2 separate regions of the Homo sapiens genome follow, and region 2 is linked to region 1. Evidence: read pairs that join two places in POLR2A ChIA-PET (ENCODE). Cell type or tissue: PC-9. All regions are shown on one strand. Links, peaks and the distances in the headings refer to the core of each region. The heading gives the core; the rest is flanking DNA.

Evidence for each region. ChIA-PET counts read pairs that join two places held together with the same protein. Peaks named below come from ENCODE experiments on the same cell type or tissue, not always from the same donor. Only the 100,000 strongest peaks of a DNase experiment are listed, where the experiment ranks them.
Region 2: POLR2A ChIA-PET joins it to region 1 with 13 read pairs; 6 of 35 experiments call an interaction of 5 or more read pairs at or near these places.

Annotation. Positions count from the first base shown.
Region 1 is chr7:6,227,654-6,235,985 of GRCh38, forward strand. All of the region lies in intron 1 of CYTH3 (cytohesin 3), which reads right to left. Among named protein-coding and RNA genes, the nearest start is that of CYTH3, 41 kb to the right of the region's middle. RefSeq lists a silencer at 645-939. In PC-9, for the core only: no CTCF peak of the experiment used is centred there; no DNase peak of the experiment used is centred there.
Region 2 is chr7:6,303,366-6,311,697 of GRCh38, forward strand. No RefSeq gene overlaps it. Among named protein-coding and RNA genes, the nearest start is that of CYTH3, 35 kb to the left of the region's middle. In PC-9, for the core only: no CTCF peak of the experiment used is centred there; DNase peaks (open chromatin) are centred at 3,266 and 4,636; H3K27ac peaks cover 3,882 bases.

The DNA of each region.
Region 1 (8,332 bases), core at 189-8,188:
GGCCCAAGTAAGCAAACCAAAGGGAAGCATTTACAACAACTATGTTTTCAATAATTACGAAGTTTGTATTCCTCCACCCAAACGGGTTGTCAAATTCTCTGTGCATGTTCCAGGCCAATACGATATCTCATAAACTTTATTGAGAATGTTCCTGAACATGATGGTTTCCCAAGCAGAGAATTCCACAGTGAATGTGAACAAGTAACCTTACTGGACCTCGGCTGAACCAGGGTATACAAGTGCTCACTTTCTGGAGAATGAGAACCTGATGTTTGCCTCAGGCCTGTGTTTAATTATGAAAATGTGGTAGGTGGGCTAGATTTCAACAACAACGAGATAATTGCTAGGGTTCACTCTGACTCATTCTCCTATTTAAAAAGTATTTAATAATGAATGTGGAAATGTGAAGCTTTCCCTTATTTTATGTTCTTATTTAAGTATTTAACTCTGCTAACCCAAGGCTCACAAAAGAATGGTCAAAGAAATTATTTCCTTGATTCTCTATTCCCTTTCATTACCTCCAGCCATTTCTGCTCACCTTTTTTCCAGTTTCAAAGAGGCAAGTTAAAGAGAATGATCATATAAGTACAGCACATTCATAACAGAAAATCATGTGTCCCTGGCTTAGAGGGACCTTTTCCATTTTTTATATACATTTGCTTTAAAGCTTATGCTTTTCCATGTACATGGGACAGAACAACATATGTAACATGCCCTCTGGCCAGGGCCCTGTTCAAAATACTCAGCTCCAAATATGGAGTCTTCTAGGGGGAGGGGAGGGGTTGGAAAGAAGTCTTTGTGAGAAAAGAATCAAGTTCTCAAGTTGTGTGGGAGGGTAGGATTCAGGGGTCAGGCCACACTGAGAGATCCAGGCTGGAAGCAAAGAAACTCCCCCCAGATGACCTTAAAAATAAAAAATGAACAGTTTTAACACAAGTAGAGGAAGCAAAAGAACTTCTTATCTGCATCCAAACCATGCTCAACTTTAACATTTCGCTTCTGGAAATCCGGGCTGCCTCCCGCTCTGAGCAGGGTCCTCCCACACTTTCTATCAACCCCTCCCACAGACCAGATCCACAAAAGGATTCCCTCACACTCAAGAACACGGCTGTGTTTTTAAGAATGTAAAAATCCGCCCCTTTTTAAATAGATTTCTTCCTTCCACTTAATCTTATCTTCTTTTCCTTTATTCCTCTGGTGGGAAAAATATCTAATTTTGTTAGACATTTTTATTGGTAATTAGTGAGTTATTGAGGATGCAGTGACAAGGAAAACATAAGACACTGTGCAATCGCTGTCCGAGCCCCTTTATTCTGAAGGCTCCTAGGGCACATACGAACAGGATACAGAAAGCCACTGTGTAGACATATGAAGATAACCACACCCCCTCTGAGCAGAGGGAACAGATGTTTAACAGCTGTCTAGCAACAGAATAAAACAGTGGAACAGAAGTAAAACCTGAATTAGCCAAATAAAGTGTAGAGGACCTAAAGAGGAACTATGTCGTTATCAAAGTTGGCCAGAATGCCAGCCTCTCCTTACTTGCTTCTCTTCATCTGCTACTCCTCTATAGCCAAAGAAAAACAATTAACACCTAATTTTACATATGTCTAAATAATGACAAAACATTTGTTTCTAGTTTAAAAACAGTCTCTTTAAACTTATAAAGAAATTATACTTCACTGATATCAGGTGTGCTCATTTTCCTATGAGACACACAGAATGAAGAAAGCGTGCTTGCTGCGGCAGACTCCAGGAACAAGCAACAGTGGTCCACCGCCCAACTGCACCCTTACAAGCCTGTGCAAGTTATCTAATCTGCTTAAGCCTCAGTTTTCCCAGCGGTCGAGTAGGGCTCATAGAACATATCTCAGGGCTGGGCGCAGTGGTTCACGCCTGTAATCCCAGCACTTTGGGAGGCCAAGGTGGGTGGATCACCTGAGGTCAGGAGCTCAAGACCAGCCTGGCCAACATAGTGAAACCCCGTCTCTACTGAAAAAAAAAAAAAAAAAAATTAGCCGGGCATGGTGGGAGGTGCCTGTCATCCCAGCTACAGAGGAAGCTGAGGCAAGAGAGACACTTGAACCCGGGAGGCGGAGTTTGCCATGAGCTGAGATCACACCACTGCACTCCAGCCTGGGCAACAGAAAGAGACCCTGTCTCAAAAGAAAAAAAAAAAAAAATGGAATTATCTATCTCAGGCTGGGCTGGGTGGCTCATGCCCGTAATCCCAACACTTTGGAAAGGTAAGGTGAGTGATAGCTTGAGGTCTGGAGTTCGAGACCAGCCTAGCCAACATGGTGAAAACCTGTCTCCACTAAAAATACAAAGTCAGCCGGGTGTGGTGGTGCACACCTGTAATCCCAGCTACTCAGGAGGCTGAGGTAGGAGAATCGCTTGATCCTGGGAGGTGGAGGTTGCAATAAGCCAGAGATTATGCCACTGCACTCCAGCCTGGGCGACAGAGTGAGACTACATGTCAAAAATAAATAAAAATAAACATAAAATAAAAAAACCCATCTCAACTCAAGGATGGTTGTGAGACCACCAAACAAACTCAGTCCGAATGGAAAGTGATGCATGTGGCCGTTATTATTGTTGCTATTATTGTTCTGATTATATTAACCACTATTAACATTGGTGCCTCAGCTGGAAACTTACAAGGAGTATATCTCCATAAAGCAGAGTCTCAGGCACCTACAGTTAAGATACCTATTCCCGTTCTACCGCAGGGAAAAGGGAACTTAAGCTGTATAGAATAACTAATGCAAATCCCAAAGAAACAAAACTAGTCAAAAATAAAAACCTGGAATCCTAATTATCATTCTGCTTACTCTATTAGCCACCAGACTTAAAATTCTGTGTCTTAGGGGACTGAAATTACAACAGGAAGAATAATCATCACAGTGGGGTTTACACGGTGAAAAAAATGTAAGAGACCTAAGCGTCCACAATACTAGACACAGCAAGTTTCATGCCACGGATCCAATGCAGCCACATAATGACAATGTAAACCTTTACTACATGAGAAGGATCCAATGCAGCCATGTAATGACAAGGTAAACCTTTACTACATGAAAACAAGTCTACAACATAGTAAATGAAAAAAAATGGGTACAACACTCTAAGTACATAAAATCCCGTATTTTGAAAAAAGTTATACAAACCAAAAGGTTGATAACGGTAGGATTATAGGTAATGTTTATTTTCTTCTTTGTAATTTTCTATAATTTTTTTAAGAGCCTGTACTTACACAATCTCAGGAAAAAAGTCAATAAGGCCACTTTCATCTTGAAATCAGTGATTTTGTGGCTCCACACAGAGCTGTTCTCACAGACTTCCTACTGTGCCTTCACTTTCCCCACAGTCACCCCAGCCACTCGGCTCCCTGAGTTACCCAGGCCTTTCCCCTCTCACCTGTACTAACCCACGCCTTAGACTTCATCAAACACTACTGCCTGCCTGCTCTCTCCAGACAACTGTCTGCAGTCGGATGATGCATGAGTGGGGACGGGCAGAGGGCTTCTGCCCTCCTCACGCTTTCTGTTTAGTTAGTAGGGAACGCAGCACTTAACACTCAAATGTATTATTTCAAAACACTGATAAACTCTACGAGAGAAAAGAGAAAAGGGACTTGGAGGAGGAAGAGGAGTTGGCCAGACCAAGAGTGGGGACTGGGAGAAGAGCCTCCTGGGCAAAGGAAACAGAGTGAGCACGAAGACTCCAAAGAGCCCTGCAGGAGGGCAGAGCCTGCTCACAGCTCAGATGATGTCAAGACAGCGTCTCAGTCTTTGCAGGGTGGTGAGGCCGGGGTGTCTCCCAGGCAGCCTCACCCAGCAGTGCTCATCTCCAGGACTGCTTTACGTGCCAGGAACAGATCCACCTCTCAGGTACACACACACATTCAGCACACTGGAGAAATGTATGTATCAAACCAGTGTGCCCATGTATAAATTAACAATAAGAAATAACAGCTACCAAACAAATATGAGTCTTTGGCCATATAGTTTACTGCATTCTCTCAATGCTGATTGATCAATTCATAGAAACAAATAAAAACTTATCACAGGTAAGAGAATCCTAGATATTAACATGATTATTATCCCCCAAGTGGGGATCCCATTTATAATTGGAAAATTGTCATGTGAGCACATGATCAAACCAAAGGGCAGGAGCTCAAATAATGGTTTAAAGGCATCGGGACCCGGGCCACAAGGCACCCTGCTAACACCACCTGAATCTTCACTGTCGGAACAGGCTCTCCAACGAGCCTGATCTCCAGAGAAATTATTCTCTGGCCATAACCTGCAACAATTTACCTGTTCTGCTTTCTTGCCCCCGTTTGCATCTGAGTTTTAAACTTGCCTCTTTTCCTGATCTCTCTGCACCCTCAAGACTTTGCTTCCCTCCCAGTTCAGCACCAAGATGCACCTTTTTTTGAATGGCTGTCTTACCTTTTACCCTTCCACTAGACCCATTGCCAATCCCCAATCCTTGATAAGCATAACCACCCTTAAACTCATTCCAGACATATGCACAATTCTGGTTATTGAAACAAACCAGCAGGCTAATTGGTTCTCCAATCTTGGGAGTACCACAGCCAGATTCAAGGAGGCCTTAAGAGTTGCAACTACAAGAAGCACCCCGGGACACACTCTTAGATTAAGCAAGCTCTGAGTCTGACTGCTGGCCTTGGAGATGCTCTACCCGGCACTCCCACTTCCTATTCTCCATTTATTCTTCTCCCAACTGCTATTCCCCTGCTCCTTCTAAGGCTATCGTGACAGGTGGACCACATGGCCTGTAATGATGGACCACTTGCCATCACAGAAGCAAAAGAGCCAGGTCCTGGTTCTCCCTGCAGCCTCCTGTTGTGAACCTGGCCAATCGCAGAAGCCCAAACTTCTGCCCAGGGCTCAGACCAAAAAGAGTGTGACAAGAAACAGACAATTTGGAAATCATTTTGCCAGTGCCAGCAACAGCCAGGACTGTAGCAGTGGTGGCTGCAGCAGCAGCCACTGGGCAACCTCAGCCAGACTGTGTGGTCTCGGCTGCGGCTGTGGTTCTGACTGTCCCGCTTCCCTCGTCTACGGTCAGTTTTCTGGGCGTGGCTCTCTGTACTTCCTGTAGGTTCTGTAACTTCCCCCACACCCTTCCAATGATTTCCTTATACACTTAAATTAGCCAGAGTCATTTTTTGTGATTTGCAACTAGGAGCCCTGAGTTTACATCCACTTCGGGTGCCAGCCTCTTAGCCATGGTATTTGGTACTCCTGACCCCCACCTCCTACCTCCCTGCAGCCCTCTGCCCCTTGGCTCAGTTGAAACCACTCTACCACTTCTACTCTCTTACTTCTACAGTCCATTCTCTCTCAGCCTCCTGGTATCACAGGATTCCTCTTTCTTCCCAAGCTCCTTAAATACTACAGCTCCCCAGGCTGCATTCCAGTTGTCTACCTTCCTCATTCTAAATGTTCTCTGAAGTTGCTTTCTCAACTTTAGTGATCACCTAGGTTTTCAGCACACCAGTATACTCAATGCCAGCTAGACATCTCCAATAGGACTGCAGATATATCAGTGTGTCCAAAAAGGAATTAATTACCTTATCCTCTACACACTGTTTCTCCTACTCCACGCCTTCAAGTCTTTACTATCAAGTTAGACAAGCTTTAGCTTTGACCCATATCTAAGAGGTCACCAAATCCTGCCAATTCTACCTTTGTAACTAGTTTTTGTTTTGTTTAAAACAGTAAATGACTTTGGGAGGCCGAGGAGGGCAGATCACGAGGTGAGGAGATCGAGACCATCCTGGCTAACACAATGAAACCCCATTTCTATTAAAACTACAAAAAATTAGCTGGGCGTGGTGGTGGGCACCTGTAGTCCCAGCTACTCGAGAGGCTGAGGCAGGAGAATCGCTTGAACCCAGGAGGCAGAGGTTGCAGTGAGCCGAGATCGCGCCACTGCACTCCAGCCTGGGTGACAGAGCGAGACTCCATCTCAAAAAAAAAAAAAAAAAAAATTCAGTAAATGTGTCTCTTCATCTCAGTCCCAGCGTCTACCCTGTTTCAGGGCCTTACCACCAGTCCCATCTTTCTAACTGTCTTGGTCAGTTTGGGCTGCTATAACAAAATGCGAAAGACTGGGTGGCTTGTAAACAGGAATCAATTTCTTACAAGTTCTGGAGGGTGGGGAGTCCAAGATCCAGGTGCCGGCGGATTCAGTGTGTGGTGAGGGCTGCTCTCTGGTTCTTGCACAGCTGCCTTTTCTCTGTGTCCTCACTTGGTGGAAGGGGCAAGGCAGCTGTCTGAGGCCTCTTGTACAAGGATCTCATTCATGAGCTAATCACCTACAAAGAACCACCTCCTAGTACCATCAGGCCCACCTCCTAGTACCATCACCTCAGGGCGAGGATTTTAACAGGAGTTTTGGAGTACATTAATATTCAATCCATTACAACATCATATCATTATCTTTCTAAATCGCAGAACTGATCAACTATCCAGTAACCTTTATCAAGTGCAGCAGGAGTCTTGTGAGGGGGACCTTCCCATGTGTTAGAGGCCACTGGAGATCCCTGTTAACAAGGGAGAGTTCTGGAGTGGCCCTCTCTTAGTTATCCAAAGATCAGTGAAGGAGGCACCCACTGCCCTGGAAAAAGAAGAGAAGTATCTTCTGGGTTCTGACCAAGGACTGCCTTCCCAAGAATTGAAAACTCACTGGCTAATTCTGCATCTGAGCCACAGAGCCTATTGGAGGAAAAGGAGAGGCCCTCATTCCTTCCCAATAGAAGTTCAAAAGGAACACGATTTACTGATGTCCCCAACTGAGGTTTGCTGCAGGCAAGAACATCAAAAGCCCCATAGAGGAAGTCACCATGGGAGGGTGACTCAGGCTCAACACCAAGGCCTGGATGCTCATGAAGAGGGCTGGTCTCGGGACATCCCACACCTGTGACTGGAAGCCCCTGGGGACCCGGTGACCTGTTGAGCAGCTGTACTTAGTGAGTAAGAACTGGGTGCACGAGTGCAAACTGGGAGAGCTGTAGCTCTAGGGCCCTCCAGCTCTCCCACCGCGTGGCAGGGCTAACCCCTTTGAACAAGATCAACCCTTGGAGTTCTACAGGACAATTCTTGGTCAAGAAAAGTCACCCTGAAGGAGACACTGGACTTCCTGCTAATTGGTAATAAGAGAGCTTGAGTAATTTGTTGAAAATAATAATAAGAATATGAGACGTGGCCCAAGTTGGTAAAGAAGGTCATTCAGTTATCAATGGTTCTTCCCCAGCTACTCAGCAAGAAAATGAGAGCCTCTGATCCCTCACTTCAGTGCCTTGCATCTGGTCCTAAATGATGTTCCCAATTTCATATCCCACCAAAACCTTACTCACACCCACCACTCACTCCCCAAGAGCATCATGCTCCTTTGCCATGCGCATGTATATTTCCTCCTCACAGAATGCCTGTCACTTATCCTTTAAGGCTCGATGACCACCTTTCCCAGCACCTGCCCTGATCCACGCAGTAAGAACTGCTTAGTGGGCCAGGCGTAGTGGCTCACGCCTGTAATCTCAGCACTCTGGGATGCCAAGGCGAGCACATCATTTGAGGTCACGAGTTCAAGAACAGCCTGGCCAAAGTGGTGAAACCGATGTCTCTACTAAAAATACAAAAATTATCTGGGTGTGGTGGCACATGCCTGTAATCCTAGCTACTCAGGAGGCTGAGGCAAGAGAATCGCTTGAACCTGGCTGAGGGTGCAGTCAGCCAAGATTGCACCACTGCACTCCAACCTGGGAGACAGAGGGAGACTCTATCTCAAAAAAAAAAAAAAAAAAACTGCTTAGTGCTTGCTAGATCATGCACCACATCTCAGCCAGTTATTTCCACAGCATCCTCACGAAGCTCCCTAAGAGCGGCCCCTAGGTCCTGCCTAACTCCGTACTTCTCAGAAACCTACCACGGGTTCTTTCTTATACACGGGAGTCGTTAGATACTACACTGAAATAAAAAATACAACATGTCACATGTGAGTAAAGCAATACAACAGCTGGTAGTATCTTGCTGCTCATTTACAATTTTTTCTAGTCTTGGAAATCAAGCAAATTATAAAGCCATTAGAGACAGAAACCCCACTCAAATGTGGAGTTTTCTATTCTCTTCCCACAACTCTATACTACCAAAAGAAGAAAAGTCTCCCGCTATAAAAACAAAACAAAACAAAACGACGAGTAAGTTGAATCAGTACAGGGCAGTAGCTCCAATCTATTGCTGTAAAGAAATTATTTTGAAATGTTTATATTCACATTTCTTCACCTAGGATTGGCTATTGC
Region 2 (8,332 bases), core at 260-8,259, 76 kb after region 1:
CCCTGGCCAACATGGAGAAACCCCTCTCTACTAAAAATACTAAAATTAGGCCGGCATGGTGGCTCACGCCTGTAATCCCAGCACTTTGGGAGGCTGAGGAGGGTGGCATGAGATTGGGAGACCAAGACCATACTGGCTAACACGGTGAAACCCCATCGCTACTAAAAATACAAAAAAAATAGCCAGGCATGGTGGCGGGTGCCTGTAGTCCCAGCTACTCGGGAGGCTGAGGCAGGAGAATGGCTTGAACCAGGGAGGCGGAGCTTACAGTGAGCGGAGATCGCACCACTGCACTCCAGCCTGGGTGACAGAGCGAGACTCTATCTCAAAAAAAAAAAACACAAAAAATACAAAAATACAAAAATTAGCCAGGCATGGTGGTGGGCGCCTATAATCCCAGTTACTCGGGAGGCTGAGGCAGGAGAATCACTTGAACCTGGAAGGTAGAGGTTGCAGTGAGCCAAGATCATGCCACTGCACTCCAGCCTGGGCAATAGAGCCAGACTCCATATCAAAAAAAAAAAAAAAGAAGTTATTTCCAGTTTCCCAGTTAGAAAAGGCTTTCTTTATTTGTTCAGTTTATTATGAAGTTTTACTACATTTTCCAAAGTGATCTTAGCCACATATCATGTAAATAACAAAGAACAAAGTTCTCCCATTTGAATTTCTGAAACAGATGAGATTTATAGGGGCTCCTCTTGGAGTTTCATATTCCAAATGGTCAGTTAAAAACAACCTCTGAAGAGCAACAACCTTTAAAATGTATTTGCCAAAAAGCAAGCATTACATTTTTTTTAAATTTTTTTATTTACTTTTTTTTCTTTTTTTTGAGACGGAGTCTCGCTCTGTCGCCCAGGCTGGAGTGCAATGGTGTGATCTCCACTCACTGCAACCTCCACCTCCCAGGCTAAAGTGATTCTCCTGCCTCTGCCTCCCAAGTAGCTAGGATTACAGGCGCCCGCCACCACACCCAGATAATTTTTGTATTTTTAGTAGAGATGGGCTTTCACTATGTTGCCCAGGCTGGTCTTGAACTCCTGACTTTAGGTGATCCACCCACCTTGGCCTCCCAAAGTGCTGGGATCACAGGCGTGAGCCACAGTGCCCTGCCACATTTTTATTTATTTATTTTTTTAGAGACAGGGTCTCACTCTGTCACTCAGGCTGGAGTGCAGTGGCACTATCACGGCTCACTGCAGCCTCGACCTCCTGGACTCAAATGATCCTCTCATCTCAGCCTCTTGAGTAGCTGGGACTACAGGCACATGCCACCTTGCTTGGCTATTCTTTTTTTTTTTTTTGAAACGGAGTCTTGCTTTGTTGCCCAGGCTGGAGTGCAGTGGCTCGATCTCTGCTCACTGCAACCTCCGGCTCCTGGGCTCAAGCGATTCTCCTGCCTCAGCCTTCCAAGTAGCTGGGATTACAGGTGCCTTCCACCACGCCCAGCTAATTTTTGTATTTTTAGTAGAGCCAGGGTTTTGCTATGTTGGCCAGGCTGGTCTCGAACTCCTGACGTCAGGTGATCTGCCCACCTCAGCCTCCCAAAGTGCTGGGATTACAGGCGTGAGCCACTGTGCCCGGCCTTTTTTTTTTTTTGAGATGGAGTTTTACTCTTGTTGCCCAGGCTGGAGTGCAATGGCGAGATCTCGGTTCACCACAACCTCTGCCTCCCGGGTTCAAGAGATTCTTCTGCCTCAGCCTCTCAAGTAGCCGAGATTATAGGCATGCACCACCACACCCAGCTAATTTTGTATTTTTAGTAGAGATGGGGTTTCTCCATCTTGATCAGGCTAGTCTCGAACTCCAAACCTCAGATGAACCACCCACCTTGGTCTCCCAAAGTGCTGGGATTACAGGTGTGAGCCACTATGCCTGGCCTATTTTTTTTTTTTAAGTAGAGACGAGGTCTCGCTATGCTGTCCAGCCTGGTCTTGAACTTCTGGCCTCAAGCAATCCTCCTATCTCATCCTCCCAAAGTTCTGGGATTACAGGCGTGAGCTAACAAACCTGGCTGCCAAATGTTTAAGTAGCAAATGTTGCAATTAAATATATCATTTTTAATCTTTATATCTGGAATTCTCAGTGCCTGAAAGGGTTCATGTATGATTTTTCCTAGATGGGTAGACTCCAAATATTTACGTTTCCCAAGTAAACATCCTACTTTTCTGTTTCCAAATACATCAAACACTCTTGAGTATTATCACATTCTTTACCCTTTTTTTCCAGGGAGGATCTTGGGGGTGTGCTGGGATAAAGTGAGCTAAAGTATTTCATTACAATGACTTCCATGTCCCTAAATGTTGGTGTTTTTTGTTTTTTGCTTTTTGCTTTTTTTGAGACAGAGTCTTGCTGTCACCCAGGCTGGAGTGCAGTAGCATGATTTCTGCTCACTGTAACCTCCATCTTCTGGGTTCAAGCGATTCTCCTGCCTCAACCTCCTGAGTAGCTGGGATTACAGGCACGTGCCGCTATGCCCAGCTAATTTTTTTTGTTTGTGTGTTTTTTGGAGACGGCATCTCACTCTGTCGCCCAGGCTGGAGTGCAGTGGCACAATCTCAGCTCACTGCTAGCTCCGCCTCCCAGGTTCACGCCATTCTCCTGCCTCAGCCTCCCGAGTAGCTGGGACTACAGGTGCCTGCCACCACGCCCGGCTAATTTTTTGTATTTTTTTAGGTAGAGATGGGGTTTCACCATGTCAGCCAGAATGGTCTCAATCTCCTGACCTTGTGATCCGCCCACCTCGGCCTCCCAAAGTGCTGGGATTACAGGTGTGAGGCACCACTCCTGGCCACCCAGCTAATTTTTGTATTTTTAGTAGAGACAGGGTTTTGCCATGTTGGTGAGGCTGGTCTTGAACTCCTGACCTCAAATGAGACCTGATGGTTTTATAAAGGGGAGTTCCCCTGCACATACCCTCTTGGCCTGCTGCCATGTAAGATGTGCCTTTGCTCCTGCTTCGCCTTCCACCATGATTGTGAGAGCTCCCCAGCCATGTGAAACTGTGAGTCCATTAAACCTTTATTAATTCTTTATAAATTACCCAGTCTCAGGTATGTCTTTATTAGCAGTATAAGAATGAACTAATACACAGGCATATTCACAAGAGCCAAAAGGTGGAACCAGCCCAAGTGTCCATAACGGATGAATGGATTAACAAAATGTGGTCCATCCATACAATGGAATATTATTCAACCTTAACAGGGTAGAAATTCTGACACCTGCTGCAACACGGACAAGCCTGGAAGACAAAGGACAAATACTAGATGCCACTTATGTGAGTCACCTCATACATGCTTTATATGATTCCACTTATATGAGGTCACTAGAGTAGTCAAATTCATAGACAGGGAAAGTAGAATGGTAGATGCCAGGCTCTGGGGGAGGGGGAATGGGGAATGAGGGTTTAATGGGGTCAGAGTTACTGTTTTGCAAGGTGAAAAAATGTTCTCGATGGTGATGATGGTTGCACCATGTGCATGTATTTAATGACACTGAACTGGTTGCTTAAAAAATGGTTACAATGGGAAATTTTACATGATGTATATGATAAAATTTTTTTAAAGACAATAAGGGCTGAGATCTTTTTCCACAGCTCTTATCATATTAAAAAAAAAATTTTTAATGATAATCTGAGCAAGATTACCATTTTAGCCCAGGCAGTCAGAATCCTTTTCATACTTTTATTCACACTCAATTAAAAAGAGGATTTTAAAACCTGCACTTTTTTTTTTTTTTTGAGTCGGAGTCTCACTCTGTCGCCCAGGCTGGAGTGCAGTGGCGCGATTTCCGCTCACTGCAAGCTCCGCCTCCCGGGCTCACACCATTCTCCTGCCTCAGCCTCCCCAGTAGCTGAGACTACAGGCGCCCGCCACCACGCCCGGCTAATTTTTTGTGTTTTTAGTAGAGACGGGGTTTCACCGCGTTAGCCAGGATGGTCTCGATCTCCTGACCTCTTGATCCGCCCACCTCGGCCTCCCAAAGTGCTGGGATTACAGGCATGAGCCACCGCGCCCAGCCAAAACCTGCTCTTTAAAGATAGAATTGTGTTCTAAATCATTGTGCCATTGTGAATAATATTTATGCAAAGAGGATTATGTAATTCATACGCTTCTATTATCCAGAATGAAGGAAGAATATTCTAGATATTCAGGAGCAATGCCTTACATGGCTGAAATATTTATCCCAACTTTTTTATTGTAAATATGTGTAAACTGGGAAATCATACTACTGTGCTAAAACGTTAAAAAACGTTTTGTTTTGTTTTTGTTTTTTTTTAAAGAAGCAAAGATGTAAAGGCAGGGAGGCAGCTACTTGGGAGGCTGGCATGGGAGGATTACCTGAGCCTGGGAAGGTTGAGGCTGCAGTGAGCTGTGTGATCACACCACTGCACTCCAGCCTGGGTACAGAGCAAGACCCCGTCTTTAAAAAAAAAAAAAAAAAGGCAGGGAGGAAGTGGGCCATATGGGCTTCTGGGGAAAAATAGCCCAAAGAAGGTGCTGCAGGGCAAAGCTCTCAGCCCGCAGCTCTCGACTGGGCTTCCAGAAACGCCCAGAGGCTGGTGTGGCCGCAGTCAGAAGGGAGGCAGGAGAGGTCAGAGAACAGGGCATGGAGGAAGCAGGGGCCAGGAGGCATTGTTAGGACTTTGATTTTCAGTCTGAGTCAGAAGGGCAGCCAGGAGCTTTTGTGCAGAACATCAGATCAATTTCAAGAAAGTAGCAGACACAGAGTTCTGTTTTCAGGATTTAAGGTAGCTTGAAACCTGAAGTTGCTTTTCCCTGCTGTTTAATTTACACCAGCAACAGGAGACTCCTAGAATGAAACTAGGGGTTAGGAAGTTACAGGCCATGAAGAAAACTTTAGGAAGTTACAGGCCGTTAAGGAAACACCAGGCGGTGGCTCAGGCCTGTAATCCCAGCACTTTGGGAGGGCAAGGCAGGTGGATCACTTGAGGTCAGGAGTTCAAGACCAGCCTGGGTGACAGAGTGAGACTTTGTCTCAAAAAAAAAAAAAAAAAAAAAGAGAACTTTATGAAAACGTAATAAGTCATTAGTCCACATTGCTAATTTCTCAGTTAAAAGCATGAGCTCTGTTAAACTTGGAAGTTGTCTTGGCTGCTGCTGCTTTTTATTTAATTTTTTTTAAAATAGGGATGGGGTCTTGCTATGTTGCCAGGGCTAGTCTCAAACTCCTGGGCTCAAGCGATCCTCCTGCCTCAGCCTCCCAAAATGCTGGGATTACAGGTTAGAGCCTCTGGGAACCCATACAATAGAATATTAATCAACCTTTAAAAGGAAACTGGGCAAACTGCTCACTGGAATAAAATCTCTTTTCTCCAAATTCCTTTTCAGGAAACTTTTGTTCACATATGCCAGTCACAGAAAAGACAAATACTGTGTGATTCCATTTGTATGAGGTCCCTAGAGTAGTCAAATTCATAGAAACAGAAAGTAGAATGGTGGTTACCAGGAGTCAAGAGGAGAAAGAATGGTGAATTGTTTTTGTTTTTGTATTTTGAGATCGAGTCTCACTCTGTCACCCAGGCTGGAGTGCAGTGGCCCGATCTTGGCTCACTGCAACCTCTGCCTCCTGGGTTCAAGTGGTTCTCCTGCCTCAGCCTCCCGAGTAGCTGGGATTACAGGCACGCACCACCATGCCCGGTGAATTTTTTTGTATTTTAGGTAGAGACGGGGTTTCACCATGTTGGCCAGGCTGGTCTGGAACTCCTGATCTCAGGTAATCTGCCCGCCTTGGCCTCCCAAAGTGCTGGGATTGCAGGCGTGAGCCACCGCGCCTGGCCTGAATCGTTTAATGGATAGAGAGTTCCATTTTGCAACTTATTCAAAATTCTGGAGATTGGTTGCACCACAATGTGAATATACTTAACTCCACCGAACTGTACGCATAAAAATGTTTAAGACAATAAATTTCATGTTATGTATTTTTGCTTACAATTAAAAGAAAATATATGGGAGCAGATATAAATTTCCTCAGGATTTAGAAAATCTATTTCATCAACATTTTTAAAACCTTTCTTCCATTTTAACATACATATATTTTATGATGTTCTTTGGAATTTTATTGAATTATTTTCAATATATCTTTCAATTTGTTATGTCAAAAATAAAGTTCCGACCAGGCGCGGGGTGGCTCACGCCTGTAATCCCAGCACTTTGGGAGGCTGAGGTGGGTGGATCACCTGAGGTCAGGAGTTCAAGATTAGCCTGACCAACATGGTGAAATCGCATCTCTACTAAAAATACAAAAAAGTAGCCAGGCGTGGTGGGAGGCACCTGTAATCCCAGCTACTCGGGAGGCTGAGGCAGGAGAATTGCTAGAACCCGGGAGGTGGAGGTTGCAGTGAGCCGAGATCACATCATTGCACTCCAGCCTGGGCGACAGAGCTAGACTCTGCCTCAAAAATTAATCAATTAAGTAATTAATTAAAGTTCTATCGTGTGATCTGATAAATTTATTTTATTTTATTTAAGACAGAGTCTCTCTCTGTTGCCCAGGCTGGAGTGCAGTGGTGCGATCTCGGCTCATTGCAACCTCTGCCTCCCAGGGTCAAGCCATTCTCCTGCCTCAGCCACCCGAGTAGCTGGGACTACAGGTGTGTGCACCACGCCCAGCCATTTTTTTGTGTTTTTAGTAGAGAGAGAGTTGTTGGCCATGTTGGCCAGGCTGATTTTGAACCCCTGACCTCAAGTGATCCCCCCGCCTCGGTCTCCCAAAGTGCTGGGATTACAGGCGTGAGCCACCGTGCCTGGCCCAATCTGATAAATTTATTAGATAATTCAAGACATCTGTGTACGCCACTGTTTCACAAAGTGTAGTCCATAAACTGGGGTGCCTGAATAGATGCTGGGACCCTAGGAGAATCTGCATCTTTGCAGATTGGGGGATTACACTTGGCCATCTGTACTTCTGTTAAGTTTTTCCAGTGATTTTTATCACCAGTCAAGCTTGAGAGCTACTGATACAGTTTATACAACCGAAGTTAGGGAACGCTCCAAATAAAACAAACATTTTGCATGGTTTGGAATAAAAACACTAGGGAGTCGACGAAAGTGACAATGACCTTATGTAATTTTCTGTTGTTAAAAGAGCACAAAGTCTTCCAAATGTCAAATACAAAATGAATCCTATGAGGATAACAGTCCCCAAGGGGTGATAATTTACAAACGCTAGATCTAGGAACTTCAGTGAACTTAATTTTCATTCGTCTAATTTCATGTGTAACAACTGCTCTGGACATAAAGAAGAAAATGTTGTAAGTTGTCAGGGCATTTCAGTTATCACATCTGCCATTATTCCATCAGTTCCAAGGGCCAATTGGGCTCATTAGTCTGCCAGAAATATCCCATGTCCATGTACAGAGGAATGGTTAAACATTATAGTATGTCTATTCAATGGAATATTACTCAGCCATAAAAAGGGATGAAGCACTGATTCATGCTACAACACTGATGAGCCTCAAACACGTTATGCTAAGTGAAAGAAGCCAGACACAAAAGGCTCACATATTGTATGATTTTATTTATATGAAATATTCAAGGCCAGGCGCGGTGGCTCAAGCCTGTAATCCTAGCACTTTGGGAGGCCGAGGTGGGTGGATCATGAGGTCAGGAGATCGAGACCATCCTGGCTAACACGGTGAAACCCCATCTCTACTAAAAATACAAAAAATTAGCCAGGCGTGGTGGCGGGCACCTGTAGTCCCAGCTACTCGGAAGGCTGAGGCAGGAGAATGGCATGAACCCAGGAGGCGGAGCTTGCAGTCAGCCAAGATTGCGCCACTGCACTCCAGCCTGGGCAACAAAGCGAGACTCCGTCTCAAAAAAAAAAAAAAAAATTCAAAATAAGAAAAGCCATAGAAGCTAGATGCAGTGGCACACACCTGTAGTCCCAGCACTTTGAGAGGCAGGAGGATCTCTTGAGTCTAGGAGGTTGAGGCTGCAGTGAGCTGTGACTGCACCACTTCAGTCCAGCCTGGGGAGCAGTGAGACCTCATCTCAAAAGAAAATAAAAGAAATCCGGCCAGGTGCAGTGGCTCACGCCTGTAATCCCAGCACTTTGGGAGGCTAAGGCAGGCAGATCATGAGATCAGGAGATCGAGACCATCCTGGCTAACACAGTGAAACCCCATCTCTACTAAAAATACAAAAAAATTAGCCGGGCATGTTGGCAGGCACCTGTAGTCCCAGCTACTTGTAGTCCCAGCTACTCGGGAGGCTGAGGCAGGAGAATGGCGTGAACCCGGGAGGCGGAGCTTGCAGTGAGCAGAGATCGCACCACTGCACCCCAGCCTGGGCGACACAGCCAGACTCCGTCT